Regions from separate parts of the Homo sapiens genome. Here region 1 is linked to region 2. Evidence: chromatin contacts called from ENCODE Hi-C data. All regions are on one chromosome and are shown on one strand. Each heading gives the region's core, a stretch centred on a gene start or an enhancer-like site at or near the end of the contact. The rest is flanking DNA. Distances are from core to core; before and after follow the strand shown. Region 1 has its middle 250 kb from the start of LINC01950. Region 2 overlaps EFNA5 (ephrin A5).

Evidence for each region. Hi-C counts contacts between places; a loop is a spot of excess contacts on that map. Pooled maps may share reads with other maps.
Region 1: a loop to region 2 is called in a pooled map, with 13 times the contacts of the local background. The contact joins two enhancer-like sites. A Hi-C loop is called at or near these places in 4 of 168 maps with a recorded cell type or tissue (aorta, ascending aorta and chondrocyte), 9 of 37 single-sample maps with no recorded cell type and 16 of 50 pooled maps.

The regions. Positions count from the first base shown.
Region 1 is chr5:107,262,432-107,266,204 of GRCh38, forward strand. No RefSeq gene overlaps it. Among named protein-coding and RNA genes, the nearest start is that of LINC01950, 250 kb to the left of the region's middle. Within about 2 kb of position 1,365, at least 2 of the 41 ENCODE cell types and tissues checked have a DNase peak (open chromatin) inside an H3K27ac peak, as active enhancers do.
Region 2 is chr5:107,569,776-107,573,370 of GRCh38, forward strand. All of the region lies in intron 1 of EFNA5 (ephrin A5), which reads right to left. Among named protein-coding and RNA genes, the nearest start is that of EFNA5, 99 kb to the right of the region's middle. RefSeq lists enhancers at 941-1,652, 1,263-1,542, 2,113-2,262, 2,273-2,567. Within about 2 kb of position 1,541, at least 30 of the 41 ENCODE cell types and tissues checked have a DNase peak (open chromatin) inside an H3K27ac peak, as active enhancers do.

The DNA.
Region 1 (3,773 bases), core at 115-2,614, 310 kb before region 2:
AACCCTGTCTCCACAAAAAATACAAAAATTAGCGAGGCATGGTGGCAGGCAGCTACTTGGGAGGCTGAGGCAGGAGAATCACTTGAACCTGGGAGGTGGAGATTGCAGTGAGCTGAGATGGCACACCACCGCACTCCAGCCTGTGTGACAGAGTGAGACACTGTCTCAAAAAAAAAAAAAAAAAAAAACCTAAATGAAGATGCAAGTCACAGAGTCATGTAAATCACTAATAGAAGCAGAATATAAATTCTATATTTAAATGTGTTTCCCAAGTCATATTTCTAAGGACAGTAACACACCATGCCCCTGAGAATTACAGCATACCTTTTTTTTCCATTGTTCATACACTAATTCATACTTCTGAAACTCAGATATTCAGATAACAAATAACCAAGTGTTGGAAGGAAAGTTACAAATTATAGTCATATGTCACAGTCCAAGCAAATGGCAGCCAAATTTCCCTGTATAAATTGCAGAATTCTCTTATGATTTCACAAGATGTATTGAAAAGAAAAACACTAAAAATTCATTTTTTACTCAGCTAATATAGTATATGGGTAAAGGGTTCATGTTTAAACTGTTACAGATGAGTGAGTTTTTCCAGAAATGCAATTTTAACAAAGCATAATGCCACTGAGATATTAAAACTAAATTTAAATTTCTTAATATTAGGTTAACACCCTCAGAGCAAATCATGCTAACATCAGATGGTTTAAATAATGTCACTTAGCTAGCAACAAGAAAACACATTTCAAAAGAAGACAATGGAAGAATAGAGCTAGTCAAAGGAATCTTTAGAAACAAAAATGACTTTTAATTAGTAGACCTATAAACTAATACTAAAGAAGTTTTCATGTGGGTGTTTTAGATGATTTTGTTGTGATGGCTATTACTGTTAATTATCAGTGAATTTGAAGTTATCACTTCGAGAGTGAGACACCACAGCGAGCCCATGCTTTTCAGGTCAGACTGTTAGATTTTATTGCTGAGAATGCATACAATACTCAAGGTCAAAACTGTGTTTGTTTTAAAAGTGACAATTAATTATTGCTAATCTTCATCAGCCTTAGAACATTTTTACTTAAGAGAACACTCAGAGTGAAATGCTGACGGGAACCAGCTCAAAGACAAGGTAGAGCTAAAAATCTGCAGCCTGGGGTTTCCCTAAAAGAGAAGCAGGTAAACAAGCCAGTTTTGCCTTCAGCCAGTTCAAGGATAATGATTTGTAGGTAGGTGAAGTTTCAGACTTTCTTTTCACCCCCACCCTCTATCCTGACCCTCCTCCCTGACACAACAAAATCCCAAGTACCTAATTTTTCAGCCTCTTAAAGAACTCCAGTAGCTCCTACCTAAATGCTACGTGTATTCTGATCATTCAAGGATGTGGGTTTTGTCATTTGCATATGGTTTTGCCCTGATCTCAAGTTCAAAAAAATAAAGCGTATTTTGCCGCAGCCTGATGTAGAAACTCTAAACGTTCCCAGAATAAAAATAAACTTGTTCTGGCAAGGCCATTTGGGGATTATTAGTTGGCATCTTTTGACTGTAGTCAGAAATAAGCAAGCATCCATTTGTAGCAATCCTTATAACATTATCTCTGTTTGGATTGTTATTATGCTTATAAGTGCTTTTGGAATCCATGCTAGTTTTTTTTTTTTTTTTAAGAGATCTAGGGTCTCTTTTTACTTACTTTTTTTTATCAAGGAAATCAAAATTTCAAAAGCAATATATTTCCATAGACTACATGAGAGACATGAAAAAAATTCAAGTATAAGTCCTGTGAAATATATTTGTGATCAGTGGAATTAGACCTCTTCCTAGTGTTCTAGTGACTATCAAAACAGATGTGTGATATCTGTGTCTGTCAGGTACCTTTTTAAAACCTTACATGGTTGGCTTGTCCTTGCTCAGCTCAGAGTCATTTAAAAAATACTTTGAGAGCTAGCCATGAGAATTACAAATCATTTTTCAAAGGTATGTACAGCTCTGCAAATTACAATGAGTTTACAGGTGCAGTCTTATTCTGTGTAACCTAGAGATGAAAGAGTTATCAAGGACACTGATGCTCATTGCTGCATCGATGAAATCTTCATGAATTCAAAAATTGTAGCAATAATCTCTTTTATGGAAATAGATCTATGAGGTTGTCAAGCAGATGGTATCTGATTTCCTTCTAAGTGAGGAGGGCCCTGTAAAGTAGTATAAAGGTTCCAAAAGCAGTGATCAGTAGGAGCAGAAAACAGGCAAAGATCTTCACCCGCTTGGTGACCTGCTGGAACTCAGAGTAATAAAATGTGTCAGACACTCTGCTAGTCACTTTCTCATACATTGGCTCACTGAAAGCACACAGCCACCTAATAAGACACCATTTTTTCCCCTCTAATTTAAAGCTAAGGATGCTTCAATACAGAAAGATTAAGGGACTTGACCAAGATCACCAAGCTCACAAAGGTCATAACAAAAAGGAACTAAGAAGGAAAAGCTGCTTACCACGAATGTCTCTCTCTCTCTCTCTCTCTCTCACACACACACACACACACACACACACACACACACACACACACACACACATCATATACAATTAGCATGTTAGCAGGGCTCAAAGTCTGATTATCAGCCCATTCTTTCCATCTGCATGCACTTTTCAGCCCGTGTGCTGTCCTATTTTGATAAATGCCATTCTTCCTTTAACTGGCTGAGGCTTTCCTAAACGTCCATGTGAACCTGATTTTCCCATTAAACAATTGCCCTGGATTACTTAGTGGTTTTCTAAAGCTGACCCTGGTAGTGGGCAGTAGGCTTGTGTGTGTTTCTCATGCTCTTTAACTCCCTCTTCCTTTGGCTTCCCCCTTCCCTTGCAAGCATCGTTGTCCATACTTCTTCTGCCCCATGCTGATGCAGCTAAGCACTATTAATGAAAATCCAGGAACCCAGCTGACCTGGTCTAATAAATTCTATATTGTCACACTGCCCTGCTTACTGAAAAGCAACATAACTACTCCTTCCTGACCACAGATGCTCTCAGATCAATATCTCAGTTCTTGACCCCTCATCCTCTTTCTAATGACATATTTCGTGCTGTCTACAAAATAACTCTCCTTGGTGATCTGCCAAGATCTAAAACTAATTATGACAACACTGAGCCCAGTGTCCTCTCCCTCAAACCCTTGCCCCATTTCAACTTGTCTACTCTGGTCAGGGGCACTGCTAGCCATCTGAGCACCCAGCAATAAAACTGTGGGGTCATCTGCAGTCCCTCCTCCTCACCCATCCCCAAGGTCCAACACTAGTTCTACCAGCTCATCTTTCCTAATTTGGGGTCCATGTGTCCTCTTTGTTCCTACAATTAACCACACTGGCCAGCATTAATAGTGGAAGCATGCAAATAAACGTCTCTCTTTCCAGATTCTGCTGATGTCACAGGAACAACTGCTATGTCCTCATTCACAAAATCTTCAGCATGATCAAGAGACCCTTCCTTGTCTGGCCTCACCTACTTCTCCAGACTCAACTCATGCCACTCACCCTCTAATTCACTATCTTTTTTTTTTTTCCTTTCATATTTGCTTACTTGACATGCTCTTTCTACCTCATAGCCTTTGAATATTTAGTCACTTTTCCTGGAATGTTCTCTACCCCACACTGGGTAATACCTACTCAGCAGCTCCCTCCAGCCTTCATTCTAGTAAGATTCCCTTATTGCACCCTGCACTTTTCCTTCATCATGCTTATAATGGTCCATAAGAATATATTTATTTTCAAATAAATGGATA
Region 2 (3,595 bases), core at 291-2,790:
TGGGAGGGGGAGGCTGCAGTTAGCCAAGATTGCACCATGCCACTCCAGCCTGGGAGACCAAAAAAAAAAAAAAAAAAGCAAACAAACAACACAAGAGGAAATGATCTTCTACAAAAGGACAGTGAACTATTAAAATTCCACTTCCTAAGCAAGTGTACACCACTTTTTATTTTGAATTAAAATATCAGAAGATCACTGACAGGGAAAAAAAAGTAGGCCAGAATTATCTGGATTACTGCCCTAACTCTAGAAAGCTGACATAGCATGACCAAGACCTACTTAAAAGCTGGCTGTATCTGTTTAACACCAAACTCTGAGGAGAGACCTACCTCCTAATGGTGAAAGAAACTGTTTTCACATTTTGAGAGGCAAGACCCATAAAGGAAGGGCCTCTAATTTCCAGTAATTACCCTGGTACCTTAAAGTCCGTAATTACATAGAGAACCATGCCCTGAACTGGCCTTCAGTTGGTTCCAAACCCATTGCATGTAATTAGCCTTGATTAATATCCCACATTTCACATCAACAGACACAGTGAATCCAAATGATTCCCACGTTCTGCTGCCTCCGGAAACCTCACTGTTCAAATTCTGTGCCTTTATCAAGGGAACATGCTGAGCAAATGGGATCAAATGATGCCTTGGCACCCACCTTGGTCTAACTATTCAGAGGGAAGTAGCAATGCCTTTCATGTAATCATCTTAATCCCTTGTATCAACTAATTAATACACAGAGAAAGCTTTTACTTGCATGTGAGCAATTATAGCAACTTCCTGGTCGGTGTCCAAATGGATTCACAATATAATTCATGAACAATGAGGCTCTGGGAAAGACAGCTCCTAGAGATGACTTTTAAAATGAAAAAGTGTGTGTGTGGGGGTGGGGGCGGGCAGGTATTAATGATTCTAATAGTAGAAAAAGAGGACAGCAAGTAAATCTCAGTTTCTGAAAAAAAATTAATGTTGGAACCCTATTGTGCACATGACTGGCTTAAACAGACCAATTGATGTGAGCAAAGTAAGAACCAATAAATACCAGAGTTTGGATTCTATATCCGTATATACCTGAAATACCACCAAGTTACTTCCAAGGGACTTGAAAACAAACCTGCTGCCATTAAATAATGGGCTTCTGCTAAAAACAAACGAAAGTAAACTCACTCTACACAGACTTCTGAAAGCCATCTAAGATTTGAGCTCAGTGATTTCACATTCCTCCCTGGGGGGTACCTGTTGCAGTTGCACGGGTGCACTCTCTCTTCTCTCTCTCTCTCAACAGGAAGTAGCACATCAGTATTTTCAGCTGCCTGAGAACTAATCCAAGAATGGGGCCCAGGGCGGCAAGGGTTGGGAACTGTGAGCGAGTGGGGGAAGAGGGCTTAGGGGCCTACAGAAAAAGATATCCGAAGCATCAGCACCTGCTGTGGGGTTTCTGCTCCCGTGTCCGCCCCAGCCAGAGTGGGAATTGCTCCAGCACTGGGGCAACTTGTAATCCAACCTGGGGCAGAGAGCACAGGAACCTAGTGGCTCAGGCGTTCAAGAAAAGGCTCCCAGTCATAAAGCACCACATTGTGGTAACAAGCCCCGGGGTTGCACTGTGAACTTTTCCTGTGCAGATGGCTCGCTGTCGGGGAAAAACATTACCCAGCAAAGTCCAGTCAACAAGTTCACTGAATCCAAGTTTCAAAAAACAAAACGCTTCCTCAATCACCCCCTCGTGCCAGACTATGCTGAAGCTGCTTATAAATTACCAAGGGTCATCCTCTTTTTTTTTTTTTAAAGAATAAAATGCTAATGGCATAGGTTTGGGCTCTCTGAATTAAATACTGTACTGAGCCACCCTGGGAACCAGACACTATCCTCTGGCTAGAAGGCTAAAGAATGAGCAATTGCCAGCCGTGGAATTTTCATGATCCAGTTTCCCCACCTTCCTGTCGCATACCCACTGGCAGGAACCAAAGGGCTGTCACCCTGACGAGAGAAAACAAAGCTCTGCACTGCGTTATGAAACAGGTTTTTCCTTTCTCGTAGAGACACTCCTTTATGGCGAGGTCATGTAAAACAGCAAAATGCTCAATGAACACACTTGGTCCTGTTCCCTGCAGGTGACCGTACCCTTCAACTTGACCTGTGATACAGGGAGAGGGAAAGAAAACCACTCTCCAATTTCTAAGTAAAAGGTGACCAGACGGCAGGGATGGCAAAGCAGAGCCTACTGTTAACAACAAAAAGAAACTGCAAACAGCAGCGTGGACAGACAGTCATACAGGTGTGGGCCGGGACCTTAGAGGGCAAAATAAAATGCTTCTGGAGTCTAATCTTGAGCCAAATTGACTAAAAAGGACAGCCCGGCAGAGAACGTGCGTGATGTGAGTTACTCTGGCACCGAGAAACCTGTTCTTATCTGGCAAGTACGCCCCCTGCTGGCCGCGGTGCTGAACTCCGCCTCTTGGTCCTGCGCCAGACAGCCCTCGGAGCTCTCTGGTTTAGACCGGGGGAAGGAGAAAGGAGCTCTGGCAGAGCGAGTCCCTTGTAAAGCACACAATGGGAGCAAAGGGTGCCGTCACAGCAGTCACCGCCCCAAACCACAATCTTTGTCCAGTCACGGTTCTCTGCAGTCAGATAAAATCCAAGCAAGCTGAAAAGAATGAATACAAACCTGCTTGCTGCTTTGCAAGTGAGAAGTTTAGAAAGCTAGGGAGGAGGGGGCCGCCAAAGGGAACCTGCCATGAAAAGATTCTTAAGTCATTCACAGATACAGTGCTTGACTACTGGAGAAAATCTGGACTAACTGCCCTTTTAGAAGTTAGAGTTTACTATAACGTTAACAGTAATTATTTAAATTATTAGCACATGGACACTGCAGCGTAGGATCAAAATGCATTCAAACAACGGGATGGAATTTATTGCCAACAAAATATAATACTAAAATCAGTTTTGCACTTCCATTGTTTTTTTACACATGTCTTCACACGGACATTTTCATGTTTCTTCCCAAGCTTTTGCCTTCCTTTTCACCTAATTCTTTGTCATTTTTGTTGCTGTTGGGGTCTTGCATAAGCATGCTGATGTTTTGTAAGATCAGCCCGCTGTCCCTTATGATGATTCCCTTCAGAATTGGTGCATTCAATGTCTTTGGCAGAAAATCCTATGTAATACTGGCTTGTGTGTTAAGCTCATTCCCATCATCATCAATTGGAGACGCTTACTTAAGGAAAACTGCCAAGACGTTCAGCTAGGCGCCATCCGTTAAGACAACCAAAAAGAAACCTGTTTGTAAAGGCGCAGTGGGTCTTTCCCTTACTGGCACAAATGTCATAAGTGAGTATCTTTAGTTCACATTATCTGCCCTTAGTCTCAGTGAGTTCACCAGCTCAGGCTGAACTTGGCTTCTCCCTGGGACCTCAATCTCATGTCTGTTCCCAGCTCTCAACTTCAAACACAGAGGACAGAGAAGGCAAGGCATCTAGGCGTGAGCAGAGAAATATAATGGGCAAAAGAAACATGCTTCATCTCCTTTGGGTCAGTGGGTCTGGTTTTCATTTTCTGGTTTACATATGAAACCAGGGGGTAAGAAGTGCCAGTGGAATATAGGC